Regions from separate parts of the Homo sapiens genome. Here all the other regions are linked to region 2. Evidence: chromatin contacts called from ENCODE Hi-C or POLR2A ChIA-PET data. All regions are on one chromosome and are shown on one strand. The core of a region is the stretch at or near the end of the contact, and the rest is flanking DNA. Distances in the headings are between cores, read along the strand shown. Region 1 holds the start of HCRT (hypocretin neuropeptide precursor). Region 2 holds the start of JUP (junction plakoglobin). Region 3 holds the start of C17orf113 (chromosome 17 open reading frame 113).

Region 1 (2,919 bases), core at 50-2,549, 400 kb after region 2:
CTCAGATCCCGGACTGTCCTCCGGGCGCGACGGAGGCGGCGGCCGGGGCGGAACAGCGGCGCCCGAGGCAGGGGCGCGGCGCTGGCTCTGCGCCTGCGCGGCGGCCCATGGTCAGGATGCCCGCGGCGTGGTTGCCGCTGGCCTGCAGGAGGCGCTGCAGCCGACCCTGGAGGCCCGGGGGCCCGGACCTCCGCTTGCCCAGCGTGAGGATGCCGGCCGCGTGATTGCCCGCGCCGTGCAGCAGCTCGTAGAGGCGGCAAGAGCAAGTCTTTTGACGACAGCAGTCGGGCAGGGGCTGTGCAGCCGCCCCGGACGACAACAGCGCGGGCGGCAGCAGCAGCAGCAGCAGCAGTAGCGTCACGGCGGCCCAGGAGACCTAGGGAGACGGAGACAGGGCGCTGGGGGGGTCTTCCCACGGCGCCCGCCACCAGCTCCCACGCCCAGGACCTGCCCCTCTGGCTCCGCGCCCCCTCCAAGCCTGCACTCCTTTCTGGCTGTCACTTAGTTCTCCTTGCTTTGCGCCCTTGCTGGTATCGGCCTACTTTCCCTGCTCCTCCTTCAAGACCCAGCAGAGCATCTCCCCCAGGAAGCCTTTTGAGACCCCCTGGGCAGAGTGAATCCCCCTTTTCTCTGGAGACTTAGGCCACTGTGCCACCACTAGGGCACTTGCCACTCCACCTGAAAACAGGAGTGTCTGTCTGCAGCAGAAGTTGTAAACTTGGGAAAAACCCGGGCCCTACTGAGTCCCCCCAACTTCCTCTCCACAGCAGGGAAACACATGGAAATCAGGAACTAGCAAGACTCCAGAATGCTCTCTCATCTGCCTGCCCCCTTGCAGGAGTGACTGAACTCCGTTGCTTTGAACCAGTTTCCTGCCCTTTCAGAGGGCACAGCTCCCTTACCTGTAAACTGGGTATACTAGAAATAATTTCTACTCTGCAAGGCTGTTGGGAGGATGACAAGAGATGACAGGTGCAAACGGAGCACCTGACACATAGAGCTCAGCAAACACAGGCTCTTAGCAAAACAGCACCCAACCCAATGTGAGCCAAGGCAGGTGCTCCTGCCTCAGAGCACACCCAGGAAAAGACCAAGAGTGGAGACACCTTTGGCCTTTCTTCCAGCCCTCTGAGCAAGCACTCTTTTTGCTTCTCTGGGATGGTGAGTCACCCCTCCATCCCTGGATCTTTACCTTTGTGGAAGGAAGGTTCATGGTGTCTGGCGCTCAGGGTGGGGTAGCCGGGAAAGGAGATGTCTGTGGTGGTTCAAAAAGCCAGGAACCTTGAGGCTGTCAATTGTGACCCACTCCCAGGGGTCTGGGGTTTATAGTGCTCTGAGGTGGCGGGGAATTGACAGGCACTTGCGTCCACACCCAGGCCAGACAAAGGCAAGTCTAAGATTAGCCTGCTGCAGGGGGGCCGTCTCCAGGCTGGGCCCAAGGAATGGCCGCTGCGGCGTTCAGAGGCCAGGGTTGGATCACTGTGCCCCTGATCACCCCCTTGTCTGTCTATCTGCTCCCTGGAGATGGGGCGGTCTCCGGGCACTAATGAGGCCACCTTGCACCCAGGAATCTGGGAGCACAAAAGAGGCGCTGGCCTGGGACAATATGGAGGGAGGCAGCTGCTAATTAGGGGCGGGAGAGAGGCAGACGCGAGACCCCACATTATGTGTGTGGGGGGTGGAGCAGCCAGCAGCAGTCCTCTCCCTCCCCTGCTTCTTGTCGCTGCTCCTGGGGACTGTCAGGCTCCAGGACCTTCTTCCTTCATGGAAAGGCTCCTTAGCTGCCCCCTCCCCCTAGCTTTTTTTCTCCCTTCTGCCCTTTCCACTAGCCTCTGAGATGGAAAACCTTGAAAACTCAGCCTAGACAGTGGGAGGTAAGAAGCCAAAACCAAGCCCAATTTCTCTTTCTTTCTTTTCTGTGTGTGTGTGTGTGACTAAATTTTGGTCTTGTTGCTCAGGCTGGAGTGCAGTGGTATGGTCATCTTGGCTCACTGCAACCTCCGCCTTGGGTTCAAGCGATTCTCCTGCCTCAACCTCCTGAATAGCTCCTGAATAGAATTACAGGCACACGCCACCACAACCAGCTAATTTTTGTATTTTTAATAGAGACAGGGTTTCACCATGTTAGCCAGGGTGGTCTCAAACTCCTGACCTCAAGTGATCCACCCACCTCAGTCTCCAAAAGTGTTGGGATTACAGGCGTGGGCCACTGCACCAGGCCCCCCCGCTTTTTTTTTCTTCCTTCCTTCTTTCCTTCTTCCTTCCTTCCTGCATTTCTTTCTTTCTTTCTCTCTCTCACTCTCTCCCTCTTTCTTTCTTTCTTCTTCTTCTTCTTTTTTTTTTTTTTGAGACGGAGTTTCACTCTTGTTGCCCAGGCTGGAGTGCAATGGCGCAATCTCAGCTCACTGCAACCTCCACCTCCAGGGTTCAAGCAATTCTCCTGCCTCTGCCTTCTGAGTAGCTGGGATTACAGGCATGCGCCACCATGCCTGGCTAATTTTGTATTTTTAGTAGAGACAGGGTTTCTCCATGTTGGTCAGGCTGGTCTGGAACTCCTGACCTCAGGTGATCCGCCTGCCTCAGCCACCCAAAGTGCTGGGATTACAGGCATGAGCCACCATGCCTGGCCTTCTCTCTTTCTTCATTTTCTTTTCTTTTTCTTTTCTTTCTTTTTTTTTTTTTTTTTTGAGACAGTCTCACTCTGTCGCCCAGGCTGGAGTGCAGTGGCGCGATCTCGGCTCACTGCAAGCTCCGCCTCCCGGGTTCACGCCATTCTCCTGCCTCAGCCTCCTGGCAGCTGGGACTACAGGTGCCCGCCACCACGCCCAGCTAATTTTTTGTATTTTTAGTAGAGACGGGGTTTCACTGTGTTAGCCAGGATGTTCTCGATCTCCTGACCTCGTGATCTGCCCGCCTCGG
Region 2 (2,754 bases), core at 190-2,689:
ACAAGAACAACCACTCCCCCCACCTTCCTCAGTTTGGCCCAGCCCTGCCCCACCCCCATTCCTGGGGAGGGGGCAGAGCTTGAGAGACAACCACTTACGCAGGCCTTGTCTGAGGGGGTGTGGTGGTCCCAGGAGGCAGGAAGAGAAGGAAGAAGCTGCTTCCCCTCTCAGCACTTTCCACCCCCCACCCCGGCCCCTACCTCAGGCCCCTGGGGCCCAGCGAACAGGATGAATGTGGGGGCAGGGAAGACAGGGTCGGAGCCCAGGCACCGGCCCAGGTTCAGCCAGGGGCCGGCTGGGGGAAGGGGTTTTGCACCAGGAAGGACCCCCTAAGCCTAAAGGAAGTTTTGGGCAAGGAGACGGGAAAACCCCCAGATAAAGCTGCTGTGAATACTTCCTCCTGCAAAGTTTGTTTTGGGTGATTTTTTCCAACAATAAGAGGTTAGAGAAGACGGGTCCTGTTCCCCTACCAACACTCTGGCAGCCACAGCTACTGGAAACTGGGCCAGGTGACCCTGAATTCTTCATCCGTGCACAGACCCCACCCCCCAGACCCCAGGGCGAGCCACGGGTGCCAGACACCAGCTGGACACTGAGCCGAGCCCTGCACCCCCCAGTCACTCCATCCCACCTCCGCTGAAGAAGCCAGAGCCGGGCTCCCACCGGCGTGGAGGGAGGCGCCGCAGGTAGTATCGACGAGGCTCTGGGAGCTGGAGGGCAGGGCCTCTGGACTCCGTGCGCTCACCTGCTCGGCAGGTGGGGCCAGAGTCGCTGGGAAAATGTGCGCTCGGCCCCCACAGTTGGGCAAGCTGGGCGCAAACAATAGGGCCCCACCCAGGCCTGGGGGAGTAGGGAGGGAGGGAAAGCGAGGATGACGCGTGGGGTGGGGTGAGGGTGGCCCCAAAGAGACCAGCGGCAGCAAGTTCCCCAAACGGTAAATTCCTGACTGCAGCGTGAGCCCTGGGACGCAGTCGAAGCAGAGCAAAGTCTCCCCCGCCAGCCCAGGGCGAGAGTCAGGGACGCGGCGTCGGGCGAGCTGCGCGGGCCCCGGGGGAGGCGCGACCCCGGAGGCACCTGTCCGGATCCCTCCCCGCCTTGCTCAGATCTCTGGTTCGCGGAGCTCCGAGGCGCGCTCGGCCCGAACCGCGCGACCCCCAAGTCGCCGCGCCCAGGACCCCAGCGCGCCCCCTGCCGCCGGTGCAGGGTGGCGCTCGATGGCACCGGCCCTCACCTGCCCAGGGACGGCTGGGACCGGCCCCGCGGCCGCTCGCCACCCCTCTGTCCCCAACGATACCTGCGCCCCCGATAGCCCGCACCTGAGTATGGGGCCTGACCGGGCCGGGTCGGGGTCGGGCCGGGGTGGGAGCCGGCGCGGACAGCGAACTGAGCTCGGCGTGGTCGGGCGGCGGCTGCTCCGGACTCTGGCCAAGGCAGCAACTCAGTAACCGAACAAAAGGCGAAGAGACCTGACAGCCAAGCCACGCCCCTCGCCACCTCGAAGCTCCGCCCCTGGGGGAGACGCCCACCCTCTGGTGCGAGCTCACTGGCTATCTCGCCTGACTGTCCCGTGGAGGGGCGGAGCCTCGCCTCCAGTCCTCTTCCACGGCCGCCTCTGTTTATCCGCTTGCCATTGGCCCCGGGGACTGCCAGTCGGCTCTAGGGATGGACTCTAACTTGAGGTCTCATCCTAACATTGCATCTATTGGCAGATAGAAAGTTACTTCCTCCTGATTGGACAAGGCTCTGTCAGTAAGACTAAGGAAAAAACCAATGGAAGGGATGGGGTGTGTCTTGCCCCACCCTTGCTCTGAGCAGGTGAGACTCATTACTCTCCCCTTCCCCCTACCTGTCCAACAGGTAAGTCATAGGGATACCAAGGGAAGGGACAGACGCCTTCACCGGCCAGCCAACTCAGCGTCAGGCATGATGCTTCTTTGGGCTTATTCATCCTTGCCCCAAAGTAGTAATCACATATTTGTATAGCATTTCATAGGCTTTGTGCTGGGGTGGGATTTTTTTCCCGAAAGATGGAGTACTCCTGGGATTTAGAATTAGAAGGCCAGGTTTGGTCTTCTCCCACTTGGTATGATTTTAGGCAAGTTACTTCACCCTGTTTCTCCTCTTCTGTAAACTGGATACATTAGCCATATCTACCTCACTGGAGTATGTGGGGATTAAATGAGGTCAGGTTTGTGAAAGCACTCAGAAACTGCTAAAGGTTAGAAATTTAAATTAACGGTATGTTTTTTTTTAATTATTGTGACAGCTCTGAAAAATAGTTAGGATGAGAAAACGACCCTCATTGTAAAGATGAAGAAACCGAAGTTCAGAGAAGTCACAAAACTACAAAGTGGCACACCCCAAGCTAGAACCTCCTTCCTCTCATTTGAAGGACCATCAAACCAGCTGTTCCCCTCATGGAAGAGGAGCATAGACATAAAATGTCAAGGCAATGGGGAAGGGGCAGAGAAAAGGCACAAACACTTGGAGGAGAGACAGAACAATTAATTGGCACAAAAATACAGTATTGGTGTCAGGAGGCTTTGGTGGGCTTGGAAACATCAAGCAGCAGATCTGAAGGAAATCCAGCCCTGGCATGAAAGAAACGGGGCAGGCCAGGCGCAGTGGCTCACTCCTGTAATCTCAGCATTTTGGGAGGCAAAGGCGGGTGGATCACCTGAGGTCGGGAGTTCAACACCAGCCTGGCCAATATGGTGAAGCCCCATCTCTACAAAAAATACAAAAAGTTAGCCG
Region 3 (2,836 bases), core at 225-2,724, 260 kb after region 2:
GGTTCCCATCCCCCGGGTCCTTTGCCCGTGCTGTCCCTTCTTCCAGAATATTCCCAGCTGCCCTCCCAATGCTTTACCTGGCCTGTTTCATTTCCCCTTTGGCCTTAGCTTAACCATCCATTCCCAGGAAGTCCCTTCTTTTCTGTCATTGCTCCCTGTTTGTTCTCTCCATTCCATGCTCCACAGATTACAAATCTCTGCTTCTATCTGTGTAGTTCTCTTGCTTCATCCTCTCTCCACCCCCCTTCTCATGCACGTTCCCTGAGGGCAGGAAAGGTAACTAACTTCTTCATGTCTGAATCCCAGAGATGGGTACAGTGCCTGACACCCAGCAAGTGCACCACACAGTTGGGCAGTGAATAAGAAAGAGCAGGTTCCCAGGCAGAGAGGGCAGTGGAGCCAGCCCTTGGGCACCTTTTAGGTGATTAAAACAGCTGCCTTTGACATCCTTTCCTCCCAAGATCCTGTGATTCTATGACCTTGCCCAGCCCACTATGCACAGGATCTCAGAATGGGGGCAGAGGGGTGCAAAAGCAAGGTGATGCCCTTCTGGAATTTTGTCAGATCCTTTCCATGTACATCGAAGCTGCCTATCCTGCCCATTCTGCAGAACAAAAGGCAGGTAGGTAGAGCCCAGGAAGGTGGAGATTCTAAAACGGCTCTGTCCAACACAGCAGCCACTGGCCACTGCAGCTATTGTAAATGCAGCTGTTTAAATTACTTAGAATTAAATAAAACATTAGCATTCAGCTCACACTAGGCACTTTTCAAGTGCTTAGTAGCCAATGTGGCTAGTGGCTATTGCATTGGACAGCACATTTACATCATCCCAGAAAGTTCTATTGGACAGAGCTGCTATAAACAGGTCAAATTCCATTGACATTCTCCCCACCTCAACCTCAAGGAAACAGGCTGAGTGGAGTGAGGTGTAAACAAAACTCCATGGGTCCAGTTGTGACCAAGGCTGACCAGGAGGGCACACTTGCTGCAGACACAGGTCTCCTCTCATTTCTCTCCACACCCTGACCAGCCGGATGGGAGCAGGAACAACTTGACAAGGACCCCAAGGCATGTAAGCCTCAAACAGTATTCATGTGGCCCCAGAATGTGGGTCCCGAGCCTCCTCCCCGGGCTCCTGGGGGCCCCTTGCTTTGGGACCCCACTAAGAGAAGTCCAGCACTCAGCAGACAGGGCCGGGCGCCCCCTGCTCTGACAGCCCTGGTGAGAAGGGGCTCCCCTGCACCTCTTCTCACGCATCCTCCCGGGGGCTGGGACGGGGAGGGCTGAGGAACTTCCTCTGGGGGGCGCGCGGTGACAGAGCCCTCGGTGGGTCCCGCAGAGGCACTGAGCCTCCGCCCGCCCGTCCCGCCCGCTCCGGGAGGGGGCGTCCAGCCCGGCCTGGCGCCCCCGCCCCGTCCGCTCGCACTCACGGAGACACAGGAGCCACCATCTTGGGCGGTGGACGCTCTGGCCGCGGTCTCCTTGGGCTCCACGGAGCGACAGCAGCCACTAGCGGCAACGGGGGCGAAGAGGCGCCAGCAGCCAGCGCCGGCCAGGGTCCCGGGCAGGGCGGGCGGCGCCCCCGGGGCTCACCTGGCCGCGCCCACCTGCGGCGCCTCCCGCCCAGCGCGCTCAGCCCGGCCCCGGCCCCACCCCCCAGCCCCTGCCGCCCCACGCGCGGCAGCAGGAGCCAGAGGCTAGACCGCAGGCAGCGCGGTGCCGGGGTTCATTCGGTCCGCGCATGTATCCGGGGTTCCTCGAGGGGCTCACAGCCTAAGCCACAGACAGGTAGAGCGCGGTAGAGGCTGCAAAGTGTTCTGAGAGTTTGGAAGCAAGTGCTTTGGGATCACGAAGGAGCGGGCGACCAGCTGAAGGTCTGCAGGGCGGGTCAATTAGGGTTCGCAGCATTCTGGGTAAGTGAACTTTTACTAGGGGAAGGGCACTCCAGGCCGTGGGATGGCAGAGCAAGGATTCCTCTGGAAGTTGACAGGTCGCTGCAGGTTCATGAAGAATTGGGGTGGGTGGGGGCAGTGCCTGATGCTGGATGGCTCTAGGGGAATGCTGGGGATTTTGACCTTCCCACCTGGTGGGAAGCCTCCTCCGGAGGAGTTGGAACTGGGAAGCTTATTGTTTTAGCCTAGTGAGTTATTTGCAGTGGGGTTGACAGAGTGGGGAAGAGGGAGGGAGGTTGGCGTGACCTTTTTCTAAAACTCTGATACACAGCCGACCCTCATCCCGGTCTGCGTTACTCTGAGAGGTGAATTGAGGAGCTTCCCTGCAAGAGGAATGTGCAGACGTGGAGGTGTGGAGTCCAGAGGCCTGGGATGGAGCTCCAGTTATATTTAACTCTGAGGCCTTGGACTGGACACTTAGCTATGAGCCTGTTTCCTCATCTGTAAAGTGGGAATTACAACTTGGGGAGGAGGCTAGGGCAGGACAGAAATGGGTCTGAAGACCAAATGAGGTGCTAGGTGTGGAGGCCATTCAGAGAGGGGGCTGGCCTGCTGCTGTGGATCAAGGGCATGTCCAGACAATGACCCAGTCTCCCCTTCCAGACAGCACAAAGTCACCCAGAAATGCCTTCCAGTCCCCTCACAATTGGGTACGCTGCTCTTCTGCAAAAGGCCTAGGGTGCATGTTGATTTGAGGTCCCAGCCCCACCAGTGGCTGCTGGGAACTCCTCTGCCCCAGCATCCTCCATGCAGCACTGCTCTGTGCCACCCACCGTCTGCCTCTGACATTCACTGTGAACCCCAGCCCCAGAGCTGCTGGGATGGAGCGCGAATCACATGCACACACACGTGTGGCCGCCTGACTCCTGGCTACACTCAAATGA

Evidence for each region. A loop is a pair of places that touch in the nucleus more often than their neighbours do. ChIA-PET counts read pairs that join two places held with the same protein, here RNA polymerase II (POLR2A). Pooled maps may share reads with other maps.
Region 1: a loop to region 2 is called in a pooled map, with 5 times the contacts of the local background. The contact joins the promoter of HCRT here to the promoter of JUP in region 2. A Hi-C loop is called at or near these places in 2 of 50 pooled maps. POLR2A ChIA-PET finds 5 or more read pairs at or near these places in 3 of 52 experiments (A549, HEK293 and WTC11).
Region 3: a pooled map shows a loop between it and region 2 (2.7-fold over the local background). The contact joins the promoter of C17orf113 here to the promoter of JUP in region 2. A Hi-C loop is called at or near these places in 1 of 50 pooled maps. POLR2A ChIA-PET finds 5 or more read pairs at or near these places in 2 of 52 experiments (BJ and HEK293).

The regions. Positions count from the first base shown.
Region 1 is chr17:42,184,153-42,187,071 of GRCh38, forward strand. It overlaps HCRT (hypocretin neuropeptide precursor), which reads right to left and starts at 1,300. Exons shown (of 2, transcript NM_001524.1): 1 at 1,193-1,300; 2 at 1-376. The coding sequence starts at 1,213. The coding sequence ends at 2. RefSeq lists a silencer at 4-223 and an enhancer at 75-876.
Region 2 is chr17:41,785,272-41,788,025 of GRCh38, forward strand. It overlaps JUP (junction plakoglobin), which reads right to left and starts at 1,440. Exons shown (of 14, transcript NM_002230.4): 1 at 1,317-1,440. RefSeq lists silencers at 732-944, 1,109-1,408.
Region 3 is chr17:42,049,127-42,051,962 of GRCh38, forward strand. C17orf113 (chromosome 17 open reading frame 113) reads right to left here and starts at 1,475. Exons shown (of 3, transcript NM_001358661.2): 1 at 1,431-1,475. The region is part of intron 2 of ZNF385C (zinc finger protein 385C); the gene reads right to left. RefSeq lists silencers at 1,284-1,483, 1,564-1,633 and an enhancer at 2,253-2,754.